Regions from separate parts of the Homo sapiens genome. Here region 2 is linked to region 1. Evidence: read pairs that join two places in POLR2A ChIA-PET (ENCODE). Cell type or tissue: IMR-90. All regions are shown on one strand. Links, peaks and the distances in the headings refer to the core of each region. The heading gives the core; the rest is flanking DNA.

What was found. ChIA-PET counts read pairs that join two places held together with the same protein. Peaks named below come from ENCODE experiments on the same cell type or tissue, not always from the same donor. Only the 100,000 strongest peaks of a DNase experiment are listed, where the experiment ranks them.
Region 2: POLR2A ChIA-PET joins it to region 1 with 20 read pairs; 6 of 35 experiments call an interaction of 5 or more read pairs at or near these places.

Annotation. Positions count from the first base shown.
Region 1 is chr4:168,835,297-168,842,747 of GRCh38, forward strand. All of the region lies in intron 10 of PALLD (palladin, cytoskeletal associated protein), which reads left to right. LOC124900809 (a long non-coding RNA gene) reads right to left here and starts at 3,283. Exons shown (of 2, transcript XR_007058361.1): 1 at 1-3,283. RefSeq lists an enhancer at 5,695-6,209. In IMR-90, for the core only: no CTCF peak of the experiment used is centred there; no DNase peak of the experiment used is centred there; H3K27ac peaks cover 138 bases.
Region 2 is chr4:168,737,743-168,745,193 of GRCh38, forward strand. All of the region lies in intron 10 of PALLD (palladin, cytoskeletal associated protein), which reads left to right. Among named protein-coding and RNA genes, the nearest start is that of PALLD-AS1, 93 kb to the left of the region's middle. In IMR-90, for the core only: no CTCF peak of the experiment used is centred there; a DNase peak (open chromatin) is centred at 5,999.

The DNA of each region.
Region 1 (7,451 bases), core at 971-5,970:
ACAAGTAAATGGGGAAAATAGACACTAACCATATACTTTTTAAAAATAATACATTAAAAGAGCACTAAAGCGTTCTTTGAAAGTGCTCCTGGTACTATATACGTATTGGCTCATTCTAGCAATGTTCTTTTGAGACACCATACAAGAAATGGAACTCGACCAGATTTGAGAAAAAGCTGCAGAGAAGGTGAGGATTTGTTCCAGGGCCATACAGAGAGGAAATTGAGACACTCATTTCTTCTTAGTTCAGTCTCCCAGGTGTTTAGCCCTAGATCTCTTTGAGATTGCACGAATTTAAGGGATTTTTTTTAAAAAACAGGGAAGCTCTGTTATCAAATTTTAAGAGAGGATAAAGAATTAGAGATGGTAGATGAGAAATGTTTCATCCAAAGAGTTTTTTGTTTGTTTTGTTGTTTTTTTGAGACATAGTCTCGCTCTGTCACCCAGGCTGGAGTGCAGTGGCATGATCTGGGCTCACTGCAGCCTCTGCCTCCCAGGTTCAAGCGATTCTCGTGCCTCAGCCTCCTGAGTAGCTTGGATTATAGGCGTGAGCCACTGTGCCTGGCTCAAAGAGTTTTAATGAATAGAAAACAGTGACCCATTCTTGTAGAAAAGACATGGAGATAAAATGAAATAAGGAGAGCCTGAGGTGTCAGGGAAGGAGAAAGAGCATTTTGAAACTGGTGGCAGGTACAATTCTCTGCCTAACTCCGTGGACTACTTAGGGCACAGATTTCTTCCTGCTCAGTCAGTGTTAGCTGCCTTCCTGGTTATGTGCTTTAGGGTTGACCGTAATTGGTAACATAAGCCATTCCAGTTAGGTGAGCCTCTCTTCCTTGTGTATTTTGGATAATGACTACGAGGAAACAAGATGGAAATGTGGGATGGTTAGCTAATGTCAGTGCCGAGTCTCCCTGCTCAATGCGCGTTAGCCCAACTGCCAAAGCTCTGCCACTATGGTAAGTGAAGATGGTGATTTTCAGTTTGGCAGAGACTGTTGGAAGGCGTAATGGCTTATTTGATGGAAAAGATTTCCTGCTGCGGGAGAAGCTGCCATTTGCAGACAAGGTGTGTCAGCCAGAAGAAATGAGCAATAACCGTTTTCTGGTTTCTACTGGCAAAAGCTTTGTATTTTTTTCATATAGAAGTGTTAAAAATAGATTCATAAGAAAATGCATGAAACCAAGTAAAAAGTACAGACACTGAAATTTCACCAATGAATGGGAGAGAAGAGAGCTAACCTTTGTTGAATAGTTATTGCTAACCAGGTGCTTCAGTTCTCACAAAATTGTGTGAGGTAGGCCCGCCACATTAGAGAACGGGGATCAGGCAAACAGAGATGAAGTACTGCTGGAGCGCCACGCAGGAGACTCTTAAGCTTGGCGTTGACGTCTATGACATTCGGATGCCTTTGTGAGGCTGTCAAACCTACTGCGAAGTAGGCGGCCCTCAGCTTTCAGATGGGTTGTGTTCTGATTGTGGGTTTGTAAAACTCATTGCTGGGAACCCTGAACACACTTTTTCACTGAAACTATGTCATATTTAGTGGTTTCCCAGGCCAGCCCAGAAATCATAGCTGAAGTATTCTGTCTTATTAATAGTACCATAGAACCAAACCACTATATATAACATGGTTTTTGTGGGAAAATGCACTCAGAGCTCCAACTTGAGTTTTTTAAGGTTTTTAATTCCAGTTACAATGGCAAAAGGGACTCCACCTTCTCTCTTTTTCCATTTAAGCCCTGGAGGGAAAATAAAGGTACACAGAGATACATTTCCTTTCACGTTTCCTCATGCTAACAGAGACCCCACCCTGGACTGCAGAGCGATGGGGAGGGGGGATCCTGGCAGTAGCTGGCTTTGTGACAACAGAGGAAAGAGAAGAGGGGGAAGAGAGCACAGGTAGCGGAAGAAGTGAGGTCTAGATGTCATCACCTATGGGACCAATTTTGGATGGCTTATCAATATGAGCTGCAGGCTGACTGACATCGTTTCCTTACTAAACATCATTTTTACTGAGAACTTAGTAACCTAGACCTAGACATTAATGTTACTTAGTTGTATGTTCAGTATTTTTTAAGTGAAGGTTAGTTTTTAAATAGTCTTCAGTAGTAGAAGGAAAGCACATATGTAGACATCTTATTTTTCTTTTTCATGCCAGTCTACTGAATGTCCAAACCAGCACCTATCGGTAGCTGAATACACTCAAGGTAAACCTGGATGCTAATGGATATGATTCGAATTAATCATAGAATATATACCGTTCGTTGAGTACTTCAAACCAGAAAATGTGCTAAAATGTTGAACACATTTTATGTCATTTAATCCTCACCACAATCCCACGTAGTGAGTACTATCAGCACTCCCATCTTAAAAATGATGAAAGTGAGATTTTAAGAGGGTAAGTAATTTGTCAAGATCACACAGATCAGAAATGGCAAGTCTGGGACCTCATTAATTCAACAAATATTTTTGGAGCAAGTCCTGTGGCCCAGGCTCTGTGTTAGACTCTGGGAGTAAAGCAGTGAATGAAATGGACAAATATGCCGAAATCCTTGCCCTCGTGGAGCTTATATGCCAGTGGAAAGAGATGAACAGTAAGCAAAACAAACTAAACAGCTAGTGCCTCAGATACAGTTATGTGCTATGTGGTAAAATAGATCTAGGGAGCATGAGGAATGCCAGGTTGGGGTTGCAGTTCAGGCAAGTAGAGAATACAGGCTGAAGGACAGCTGTGAGATAACAAAATCAGTCCAGGAGTACATACGCTATTGTTTCTCGCAGCAACCCATTTTATGTCGTAACACCAAATGTTGAGTACATGTCACCCTCATCAGTCACTGCTTCTACTGCAGCAAGTGACTGGGGAGGTATCCAAGAATGACTGGTGAAGGGCTTGGCCTTTTCTATCCCAAGGTCAGGAAAGATGAGGACAGTTGCTGGAGGGATGTCCTAGAGCGGCTGGGGTTTTGTGCACAAGCAGAGGGCTTGACCTCAGCCAAGAGCACAGAGCTGATTCTCCTGTAGCCCCAGAAAACAGGCGGAATCTGGGGGCACAGATGAGGGCTGGGTGGAAGGAGCAATGGAAGCTCGTGGAAGTTCTGTGTTGCTTCTGTTTTCTTAGTGGAATGGGGAGTGTGGTCATCAGTGGGGAGCGAGGGTCGGGGAGGGAGTGCGGGGCCGGGGGTGCAGTTTGAGGAGAGAGATGTGAAACAGTCACCTGGCAGAAAGGGAGCCTGAATTTAGCTGGTGAAATGTACACTCAGGATCTGCCCATGGTCAAATTCTGACTCTTAACATCCTTCCACAGTATATTGGAGATCAGAATTCTCTAGTTCACTTCTTGAGGAGAGAGATTATCTTCTAACTCCTTTTTTTTTTTTTTTTTTTTTTTTTTGCTGTGTCATTTACTTGGAGCAGAGTCCTGCACTTACTATGTGTATGGTTAATGCTTGTTGAGTGACTGCTACAGGAAACCTACACACTTGTCCAGAAATTTCATTTAAGCTTTTCGTCCTAATTGTCACATTGTTCTCTCCCTTTTCTGAAATGCTGTGATGTTCCTAGTTCCCAAAACAGTACTTGTATAGCAATTACTGTTAATTATTTCATTGAGTTAATCTCATTCCCATAACGGATTAAGTTTTAGACTAAGAAATAATTTTTTTTGTTTGAGACATGAACTCACTACCTTCACCCAGGCTGGAGTGCAGTGGCATGATCATGGCTCGATGCAGCCCTGACATCCTGGGCTCAAGTGATCCTCCCACCTCAGTCTCCCAAATAGCTGGGACTACAGGCATGCGCCACCACGCCCAGCTAATTTTTTGTATTTTTAATAGAGATGAGGTCTTGCCATGTTGCTCAGGCTGGTCTTGAACTCTTGAGCTCAAGTGATCTGACCTCTCAGCCTCCCAAAGTGGTGGCATTACAGGTGTGAGCCACCGCGACTGGCTAAAAATTCTTAATTGTATACTCTTTTGTAGTATTCTCTTGGGACCACCTAAGTCAAGCCTCATTCCCACCAGATGGTGCCCCTGTTGGGGGCAGTGAAGAAGCCTTCTATGTCTGTTTCATGACTCCTTCTTGGCTGGCACACTGTTGTGGGCGCTCTGTAGGTAGTCAATGGGAAACGGGAAAGCTACTTGCGGTTAGAATAATACGAGAACTAGATATTGGTAATCTCAGCTGAGCGAATGGCAAAGGAACTGATGAAGCAGGTGGATTCCAAGGCTAGTTAGGAGAAGGAATTGACTACAAGTGGTGTTGGTGGGATGGGAGGGGTGAGGGAGGGGGGATGGGAGGGGTAAGGGACGGGGGTGCATCAGAGGTTACTCCCAGGGCTCTGCCAGACCCTGGGTAGATGGAGCCGCCGTTTTACAGAGGTAAGGACAAGAGTTTAGTTTTGAACATTCCAAGTGGAGATGTCCAGGACACAATTATATACCTAGGCTGCCATTCTGGGAGGAGATCTGAGTGGGAGACCATGATTTGGGAATTATCACCACAGATGGTAATTTAAGCCTTGGGAGAGGATGAGTTTGCCCCCAAAGAGAGCATAAAGTAAGAAAATTGGGCTCTCCGTGTTTCAAGGTTGACTAAAGATCCTGTCATTTGACTAGGCTCTGCTATAGTCTGCAAAATCTGCCCAGGGACAGAATATTGAAGTAAATAAAGTGTATTCCAGTGAAACCTCAAATAGATTGATTCAAAACTGGAGTTAGAAAAACTTGTGGTTTTTCTTGGTAAAGCTTCATTTTCTATTTGTCTTCATAACTATAAATGGATGTATTTGTGTGGAAGATGTAGATTTTTTTTAAAAAAAATCTATTTTTGGCTCTATTAAGAGACAAAATGAATCCAAATGTATTCCATACTTCTCTCACATTGCACCATTTTGTTATGTAACAGAGAACGTTTGAGTACATACTGTCCACACCAGCAACTATAAATCTGTCCTGGCAAGTGACTGTAAGATACCCAGGAACAAGAGATAAGGAGCTCGCCTCTCCAGGGAGAAGCTTTTATTTGCAAGAGAGAGAGTGATATACAAGAACTTGCAAATGTCTTTGAAGGGCAGAAAAAATCAGCTAGGGCTAATAAGGCAGCTGTCCAAGTTCATGATTCCTTGGCCCTTCTTTATACACAACCACCAAGAGTTGTCAGTTTGCAAACCTAGAAAAGTATACCATTGTAATATCAGTTCATCTCCCGCTTTTCCAGAGCTACTCAGAAGCGTGGTGGATGCTTAGTGAAACGACCAGAGGTGTGAAGCTGCCAGACCTTTACCCAGATCAACTTCTTTGACTCAGGGTACAAATGAACAACGTAGTCTGACAGCTCACCTAAAAGTTATTTGGAATGATTTTATATTGAGAGATTTTTTTAAAGCCTAAATTTAGATTCATCAGAGCATATCAAGGTTGAGATATGTGAAAGGCAGTGCTATATGGGAGGGTCAAGTTCCATTCGTTTAAAAATACCAGGACATTTGCTGCTGTTTAGTAGGGGAGTTGGGTAGGGTAGATATCCTCACCTCCACTATACAGATTTATTTATTTATTTATTTTTTGAGACCAAGTTTCGCTCTGTTGCCCAGGCTGGAGTGCATTGGTGTAATCTCGGCTCACTGCAACCTCTGCCTCCCAGGGTCAAGCAATTCTTCTGCCTCAGCCTCCTGAGTAGCTGGGATTACAGGTGCGTGCCACCACGCCTGGCTACTTTTTGTATTTTTAGTAGAGATGGAGTTTTACCATGTTGGTCAGGCTGGTCTCAAACTCCTGACCTCGTGATCCTCCTGCCTCGGTCTCCCAAAGTGCTGAGATTACAGGTGTGAGCCTCTGCGCCCGGCCCACTATATAAATGTTTAAGAATTAACATGTATAAAGGTTGGGACTTTCCCAAGGTGAGCTGTTGGACCTGGATCTCCTGAGGCCAACTGTGTTTTTCTTCTCAGCACAGCAAGCATCCTTTGAGATGCAGAGTGATCTTACCACTTGAAAATGTGCATCAAGGGCAACTGCAGAATTTTCCAAAAGCTTAAGCACAGATGGCAAATCTGGCAAAGTCAAATTGAGAACACTGACTACATGTTCAGGAGGAAAGTTTTTAAGGGTAAATGCTTAAAAATCCTGAAGACCAGTTTATTTGGGAAAGCAATTCCAATGGAAAAGTGCGGTTGGCTTACTGAGGGAACCACACAGTGGCAGTTTCTACAACTTGGCCAGCTGCCCTGGGCTGGCAGTTGAGGAGAAAATGCAGCAGTGGGGTTGAGTAGACACCTCAGCCACGGAGTGACAGTCATTGTGTTCTAGGTACCACCTGACCGCTCTCTGTCTGCTCCTTCTGTGGCTCTATAATATCTGAGCTCCTGGGTAAGCTCCATGCAGCCTCTACAACTCTGCTTGGAGCTCAGTTTTCCTATGTGTTTATTTTGATTTTGTCTACTTATTAAGTTAAATACAAATCTGAAAATGAAAGAATAATCACCTTGGACTCCTGAATGTTTGCTCAATGTCATTTAGCTCCCATTGTTTCCTGTCACCATAGCAGTCTACTGAAATCTCTCAGCATATATTTCAGAATTACTCTGATAGTGAAAGATTTCCTATCCTATGTAGTCCAACAATTATTGGTTTATTATGTGAAAAATAAAGCAAGTATGTAGCATTTACAGAGTAATCCAGCTCCACTGTTAATACTGTCATTTGAAGAGTTAGCAAGGAATGTGATGAAGACTGAATATCTTGAAACAAAGTTTGGTTGTGCAGTTGCTCTGCTATGAATTATGGGTCTGATTCCCCTCTTTATATGTGGCTTTTGGATTTTCTTCTGCCCTTGAGGTAATCTGCTCCTCCTTTCATTCACCGTGCTTTTAGGTTTGGTTTCAGATACAGCATCCCTTCTGCTACATTCTTTAAAGTTAAAAAAAGAAAAACAATTTCACTTTTATTGGTGATGGGCATTCAACTGAAATTACAAATCGGGAAAACATGACATTCCAGCTCACAGCAGTCTGATTAAAGGTGGAACTCTTATGAAACCACAGGATCTGACTGAACATATGGATCATCTTCTGGCAAGCTTAACAGACACCTGATGTTTTCCTTGGCCATCCAGAAATCTGCATCCTGGTGTAGATATCATGAGTTAATGATGGAGTCAAGTGTAGAAATGTGTCTGGGACTTGCAGACCTCTTGCTTTGTGATACTTTCTTTTATTTTCTTAACTGGCTGAGAAAATGGCTGTCACTCCAAGTCTATCTTCTGATGGGCTGGTAGCTCTCATTCAGGCCATCCACAGCCAGCTGCCTTTCCCCAGACAACCTACATTGCCTTGAGTCTTCTCTTAAAGCAAAAAGACTAGAGGAGAGGAGTGCTACTTTCTTCTCAGCCTTGCTGTCCCTGTCATGTAAGGAGGTACTTAAAAAGCATTCCTATCCAGTTCTCTC
Region 2 (7,451 bases), core at 1,170-6,169, 97 kb before region 1:
GACGAACAGATCAAGGTCAAGTAAGAAAGAGAAGAAATAATTCGGCCCATACCTCTAACCCTTCCAAAGGGCGTAGCTTAGTAGTTTAGTAGTTTCGCTTCAAACACTGAGGACAGGGTGATTGCTGAGATGCTGTGGCAGTGGTTTCGGGCTGAGCAAAACACGCATAGCATGCTGACCAGAGACAGCAGCAGCTGTGAGGCTCATCTGTTTCCCAACACATTTTCTAGACTGTGAAGTCCCCTTGGAGGAGGACTGTCCATGAATTCCAAGCATGGAAGGAATCTGACCATTCTTTTTCATTTTAAAACCACATTACCTTTGTCCTAGCCTTCAGCTTTCAAGGCCATTTCACTTGGCATTTTTCATTGATTTGTGGCCAGAAACTGATGTGAAAAAGGAGAACTTAAAACCTGTTATTAGTCAGGGTTTGGAATCAATTATGCTTCAAGAGTCATTTTCTATAACCAAGATTTCATTCGCAGAAGACATACACTTAGAACAATGGCTTGATCATGGATTGGGTGGGGGTGGAGGACAAGAATGAAAGAGGACTGAGATGGCTGAAGGAGCCTCTATGGAAGACACAGAGCATACACGAGACTTGTATGTAGCAAGCGTTAAGAAGAGTCCACAATGTTCGATAATTTTTATTTTGTTTTAATATGTGTTCTATCTACTTTTCATTTTTTATTTTTATTCTTTTGAGATGTAATCTCACTCTGTCACCCAGGCTGGAGTGCAGTGGTGAGATCTTGACTCACTGCAACCTCCGTCTCCCAGGTTCAAGCAATTCTCCTGCCTCCGCCTCCCAAATAGCTGGGATTATAGGCGTGTACTACCATGCCCGGCTAAGTTTTGTATTTTTAGTAGAGACGGGGTTTCACCATGTTGGCCAGGCTGGCCTCGATCTCCTGACCTCAGGTGATCCGCCCGCCTCGGCCTCCCAAAGTGCTGGGGTTACAGGCGTGAGCCACCGCGCCCGGCCAGTCCTTCTTAAACTCTTATTCACACCCAGCCCAACTACAGCAAATCAATTCCTCCAGTTTTCATTATCTTACTCTTTTTTTATATTAATACCTAGCATATCAAAAATTACAGATGGCAACATTAATGAGTACTGTATAATATTTCTTGAAAAAAATAGTTAATTATAAAGCTTTCTTAGAAATAAAAGGAAAAGACTTTCAAGCATAGAGTCCAGGCAGGTATCTATCATTCTGCTTTCTTCCTTCATGGAATCAACATTTTTAGTTCCCATGTATGAGTGGAACATGCAATATTTGTTTTTCTTTGTCTGGATTATTTCACTTTACACAATGATCTCCCATTCCATTCATGTTGCTGCAGATGACAGCCTTTCGTTATTTTTTTATTGCCAAATTGTATTCCATTGTGTATATATACCACATTTCTTTATCTATTGGTCCATTGATGAGCATTTAGGTTAATTCCATATCTTGGCTACAGTGCTGCAGTAAACATGGAGGCGCAAGTATCTCTTTGATATACTGATTCATTTTCCTTTGGATCAGTACCCGGTGGTAGGATTGCTGGATGGTATGGTAGTTCGGTTTTTAGTTTTTTGAGAAATCTCCATACTGTTTTCCATAGTGGCTATACTAACTTACATTCCCACCAACAATATATAAGTTCCCTTTTCTTAGAGGCTGGGAAGGGTTTTTGGAGGAAGATAAAGAGAGCTTGGTCAATAGGTGAAAACATCAGTTAGAAAAAATAAGTTCTAATGTTCGTTAGCAGAATAGGGTGACCATAGTTAACAGAAAGTTGTTGTATATTTCAGAATAGCTAGTAGACAGGATTTGAAATGTTCCCAACACAGAAATGATAAATACTTGAGCTGATGAATACTCTAAATACCCAGACTTGATCCTTACACATTCTATGCATGTGACAAAATATCACATATCCCCCATTAATATGTACAAACACTTGCATCAACTTTTTAAAAGTCCAGACAAGAAAAAAGCCCATGTTGTTGATAATATAGAAGTTGCAGTCCTCTCCATCACACACGTCATAAAGGCAGCACCAGAAACAAGCCATTGCCCAAGATAAGGGTACCTATTTACTGCGTGAATTTTTGTTTCAGGTTTACTTTATTGCTGCTCTAATTAGAATTCTTGTCCCTTTGTTTCACACTCGTAGCATGTATTTATGTCATCTCTTCTCTGATTTGAAAGATACCATTGTTTCAGCTTAAAACAGCCCCTGGTTTGAAAGTTGCACGGGATGCTTATATAAACAACAGGCAGCATGATAATTCATTGCTTCCTCTTAATTCCCATGTTAGTTGAAACTGGAAAAAAAATGACACATGCCATTTTTAATAGGTAGTTGAGCTTCCTGTATAAAAAAAAAACTTGTAAATTTTGTAATGCTTCTTGGGACATATGTCAGTAATCATCACATGGTTTCAAGCACTGGGAAACATCTTAAAAGATGCTTTAAAGGATGAGTTACAAAAGAAGAAAAGTAGTCACAAGATTCTCTATAATCCCTGTTTGGTCACTCTACATTTTCCTTCTGAATGCACTTTTTGAGAAAGTAAACTTACTTCTTCTCTTCAGTGTCATCTGAAATTTTGATACTTTAAAGAGACCTTTGCAGTTTTGAATTTTGAATATAATATTCCTCAATGTATGAAAAACTACATTAAAAATCTAACTGTGGATGCCTATACTTGAATTAACAAGGAGTTTCATCTCCCAAAATTTCCTCATGCTGTGGTTTTTTTTCTGAGCTGGAATTGACAGATACTAAGTTTCTTAGTCAATCTTGCAGGCGCTTTCAGAATAATTAAGCCTGAGACTACCAGAAAGAACCATTAAAAATTAGAATCAGAGTTGGTGGTATGGAAAGTTCTTTTGAAAGATGGAAAGTTCTTTTGAAAGATGGAAAACATTAATTTAAAAGAGTTCAAGAGTTTAAGCCAAAAGAGCCAGTCAGGTTATGGAGCAAAAAAACTCTGCAAGATTACCACAACTGTACTTCTCTTTGAATAGATTTTCTACTGCCAGTTATATGAAATGGATATAAATCCTCCCATTCCAACAACTCAGGAACTTACTTAAGTGCAGGGTACGATAGCAACTGCAAACGAGTCTAAGAAAATAGGCTGAATGTCATTAAAATCCTTTGAAAATGTTCTGTGACATCTGTTTTCCATTTTGCTATGCTGTTTAATTAACTTCAGTCTTGCAGAATTGCAGAAATCTTATTTGTTCAAAATAGTATCTTGAAGGAAGAGAAGTTTATTTAATAGAGAAGACTGTTAAGTGTAATACGGGCTTGATTAACTTCATCTCAAGTTTTAAATGTTTCCCATTGGCTTCATGATCTATCCCTATATATGGCTCATTTCCATAAAACTAAATCAAACTCTGGATGGCGGATCACTCTTATCCAGTTGGTACTGCTGTCATGTTTCAAGGACACCAAAAATGGAAGAAATTACAGAGAATAGTGACAATTCAGAAACTATTCTTATTTGTCTTCATCGCTATAATATGAGGTCACTGGCTCCTGAGCTAGTGAGGAAATCCAAGTTCTAAAAAACATTCCTTCCTTATATTTGTTTTTTTTGTGTGTGTGTGTGTGTGTGATCTTTTTGATAAGAATAGTTGTCAAGGCTGGGCGTGGTGGCTCACGCCTATAATCCCAGCACTTTTGGGAGGCAGAGGTAGGAGGATTGCCTGAGGCCAAGGAGTTTGAGACCAGCCTGAGCAGCATAGCAAGACGTCAAGACCATGGCTCTTTAAAAAAAAATAAAAGTAGCCGGCATGGTGGCTCATGCCTGTAGTCCCAGCTACTCGGGACAGTGAGGTGGAGGATCACTTGAGTCCAGGAATTCAAGGCTGCAGTGAGCTATGATTGTGTCACTGCGCTCCAGCCTAGACGACAGAGTACAATCCTATCTCAAAAACAAAAAACAAACAAAAAAGAATGGTTGGAGAGAGAGAGAGAGAAAGAGGAAAATAAAAAGAGCAATTCATCCTGCAAAGACCTAGAACATGAGTGCCTCTTCTGATGAGGCTCAGTGGTCCTGGAAAGCTCCTATTGGACAAATCTTGGAGAATAAACAGAAACATTTTGGAGAGGTGGGAGAGCGAAGGAACCAGTCTTCATTGACAGCTGACTTTATTTTTCGATTTGTCAGAGCACGCCAAAGCCCAGTGCCCTGTGACCAGGACAAAAGGGGAAGTGGCTGCATTTTGACATGTCCCAGCTTCACTAGAGAAAGCCCACTTGTTTCTGACTTTCCAGTGCGGGCAAAAGCTGGCAGATCCACCACCTGTGCTCTTGCTGCCCAGCATCTAGGGAGCTTTGCTATTCTGAGTGTTTCTGAGGAAGCCATATGGATGGTGCTCAACTGGATTTTTCTACTTAGAGGGCTTTATGGATTTTAATGTAGAGGTCGTGGCTTCTCTGCATCACTGGCAAGTGTTGTCCATCTCTCCGTCCTTCTTGAGTTCCATACCCAGTGCATCATGAACAAATCCATCTTTTTTATCTGACCTATGCTGTGTCTACTCTCTCAGCTCCTGCTTTTGCTTATCCCTCAAAGGGGAGGTGTTCTTAGCTCTCTGACCTCTGGGTTGATACAGAGGCCAAATTTATCCCAGGGAAGGAATAAGTACATTTGAAATAAGTCACTGAGAGGAGAAGACTGTGTGTTTTAAAGCCAGGTTTGTTTAAAGTGTTATGATAGTATTAAGATGTTCTTTCATTTTCATAGAAGTACTTCATTTGGCTAGAAGGTCAAATGCCTGGTGCTTTGAGGACCTGAACAGTTTCTGTTCCATGAACATACCGGACTCAGGAGTTCTTTTGCTCCAGATACTAAGTTATTAGAACAGTGTTTCCCAACTATGGTGAAAGAAAATCAATAATCAGAATTTTTTAGTAGTTTTCAGTATTTCAAAAGATCTAGTTCGTTTCACAGTTCAACTGAAATGATGGGTGTATTTGCATCTAGTGGCAATCATATTCACTATGTTAACCCTACATATGTTAATCATAAGCTCTGATTGACAGTTGTATATTTTCTGTTTAGCACTAAATAAGGAAAGAATTCTAGTAATTTATTGAATGTAGTTGGATTTCCTTCAGACTACAAAGAATGCCTTGACAATCTCACTCCCTCCTTTTGATTTTCAGTGATTCAGGTCATCTGGATTCCTGGCCTTCCTCCTGCTATTCTCTTCTGTAATCTCCATTTGCCCGACCACCTCCTACCATCTTTTAGTTTAAACGCCATTCTCTGCCTTCCAGGAGCTATAGACTAGAATAGATTGCCTTCTGTGTCCTCCCCAGCAGTAGAAATTTCTACTGCGTGATAACTCTCACGCAATTACTCTCTCAGGGTTCTCTGACACCAGAGATTGTGTTATATCTTATTCTTTACCTTGCCCCAGCCCCTGCCCTGGTGTTTGGCACATAATCTACACTCAATAAATATTTCTTTGTTTAATGGGTGGATTGAATTCATTGTCACACTGAGTGACATCCATCTGGATGCTTGATTACACCACGCGGCTATCATATTCTGAAGGAACATGATATCTATGAAGATCTCAATCATGGTTTAATCCCCAGCAACTAGCACAGTGTCTAAGACAGAAACTTAATATGGTTCAATTACTTTCGAGATTTTTTTTTTAATGGGGACACTACAGATTTGGATAAAAGACATTAATGATGATGTTTCCTGTCCTATCACTAGGCAGTTCTATGAAAAGGCACTCCTTTTTTCAAAATTCCAACTTATAATGTAAGATTTGATGGGTTTGTTCAATTCCTACTAAGTGAGCAGTACCATGATTTTAGGTCTGTAAGTAGCTTAAAGTTAAACTTAGAACTTTGGTTGGCGATGCTCACCCTGGTCTCTGTTATGGATAACAGTTTGAATGAGGTTGATGACTGGGTCTTTTAACTTGATGTCCTTGTTTATTTTCTGCTTGCTTTGTTTGGTCAGGTCTGGCATGGAGCCGAAAAATAAGAGCTTGCTTGCAGTTTGACTTTCACTGTGATTCAGTTTTGCAATCTTTTAAAAACATCCTTCAGGAGACCGCCATGTATCTATCTGTGGACATCTCCCAGATTTTCCAAAACAAGCACAAGATAAATAAGGGGGATTTGGAAATTTCCAAATTTTAACAGATGGGAATTTGCTTCCACTGTCTGAGAAATCTTTGCTATAGATAGAGGGGAATCCCAGAAAAAAATCTAAGTCTGAAAGCTCCACAGAGTTCTCTGCCTTTGCCTTCCCTGGAAAAGGGGTCGGGGGAGAGCAAACAGATGCTAGAAGCCAGTAAAGTCCTGTCCTCATGAAAGCTCTCAGCCCAGAGGACAACACTCTGGGGCAGTCACTTCAGTCATAGGATATTTCCCTCTCCAAATAACCGAGGAGAGAGCCTAACCTCTGGGGTGAGTGTGGTGTATAAAGTGTGAGAATCGTGCGTGTCCAGGAAGAGAGTGCTGCTAACAGATGACTCCTTGGGGGCCCCCTTTGTTCTCTGCTTCTGTTTGTATTGAGTCAGCTTGCTTAGGAATATAGATCAGTGAGACTAAAGTATCTCTGTTGGGCCAGTTCTTTCTTCTCTGTACCATGGTCAATCTACAGGGTGCCTGCACATCCTCCACAGCCTCGAGGTCACAGACTTACTCTCTGTGTCTCTAGGCTATAGAGCAGAACAAAACAGAGCCAAGACAAGGTGTCTGGAAAAACAGAACTCATGGTCTTCCAACAGGGCATCAAAGGGTTTCTAAAATTTAAAGCCAAAGGGAACCTCAGGGGTCACCTGGTCCAACCCCTCTGTTATTTTAGGAGGACAAGAGGCATTAAGTGATTCAGAAGACACAGTCTAGTGGTGGCAAAGAGGACAATTCAGACAGTTCCCAATTTACAATGATTCAACTTATGAAGTTTCAACTTTATGATGGAGTGAAAGTGATACGTATTTAGTAGAAACTGTATTTCAAGTATAACCATTCTGTTTGTCATGTTCAGTACAGGATTTAATAAATTACATGAGATATTCAACACTTTATTATAAAGTATGCTTTGTGTTGGATGAGTTTGTCCAACTGTAGGCTAATAGAAGTGTTCAGAGCACATTAAAGGTAGGCTGAGCTATGATGTTCGGTAGGTTAGGCGTATTAAATGCATTCTCAACTTATGATATTTTCAACTTACGATGAGTTTATTGGGCCATAACCCCACTCTAAGTCAAGGAGCATCTGTATAGGCTTTGGGGTCAGGCATCAGCTGGAATCCTGACTCTACCTCTTTAGTTCAGCTATGACCTTGAATAAGTCACTTAGACTCTTTAAGCTTTAGCTTTATTGATAAAACAAAAGTAATAATAGCACCATAGGACTGTTAAGAGGATTACATTAGAGAAAATTCATGTAAGGCACATAGCCTA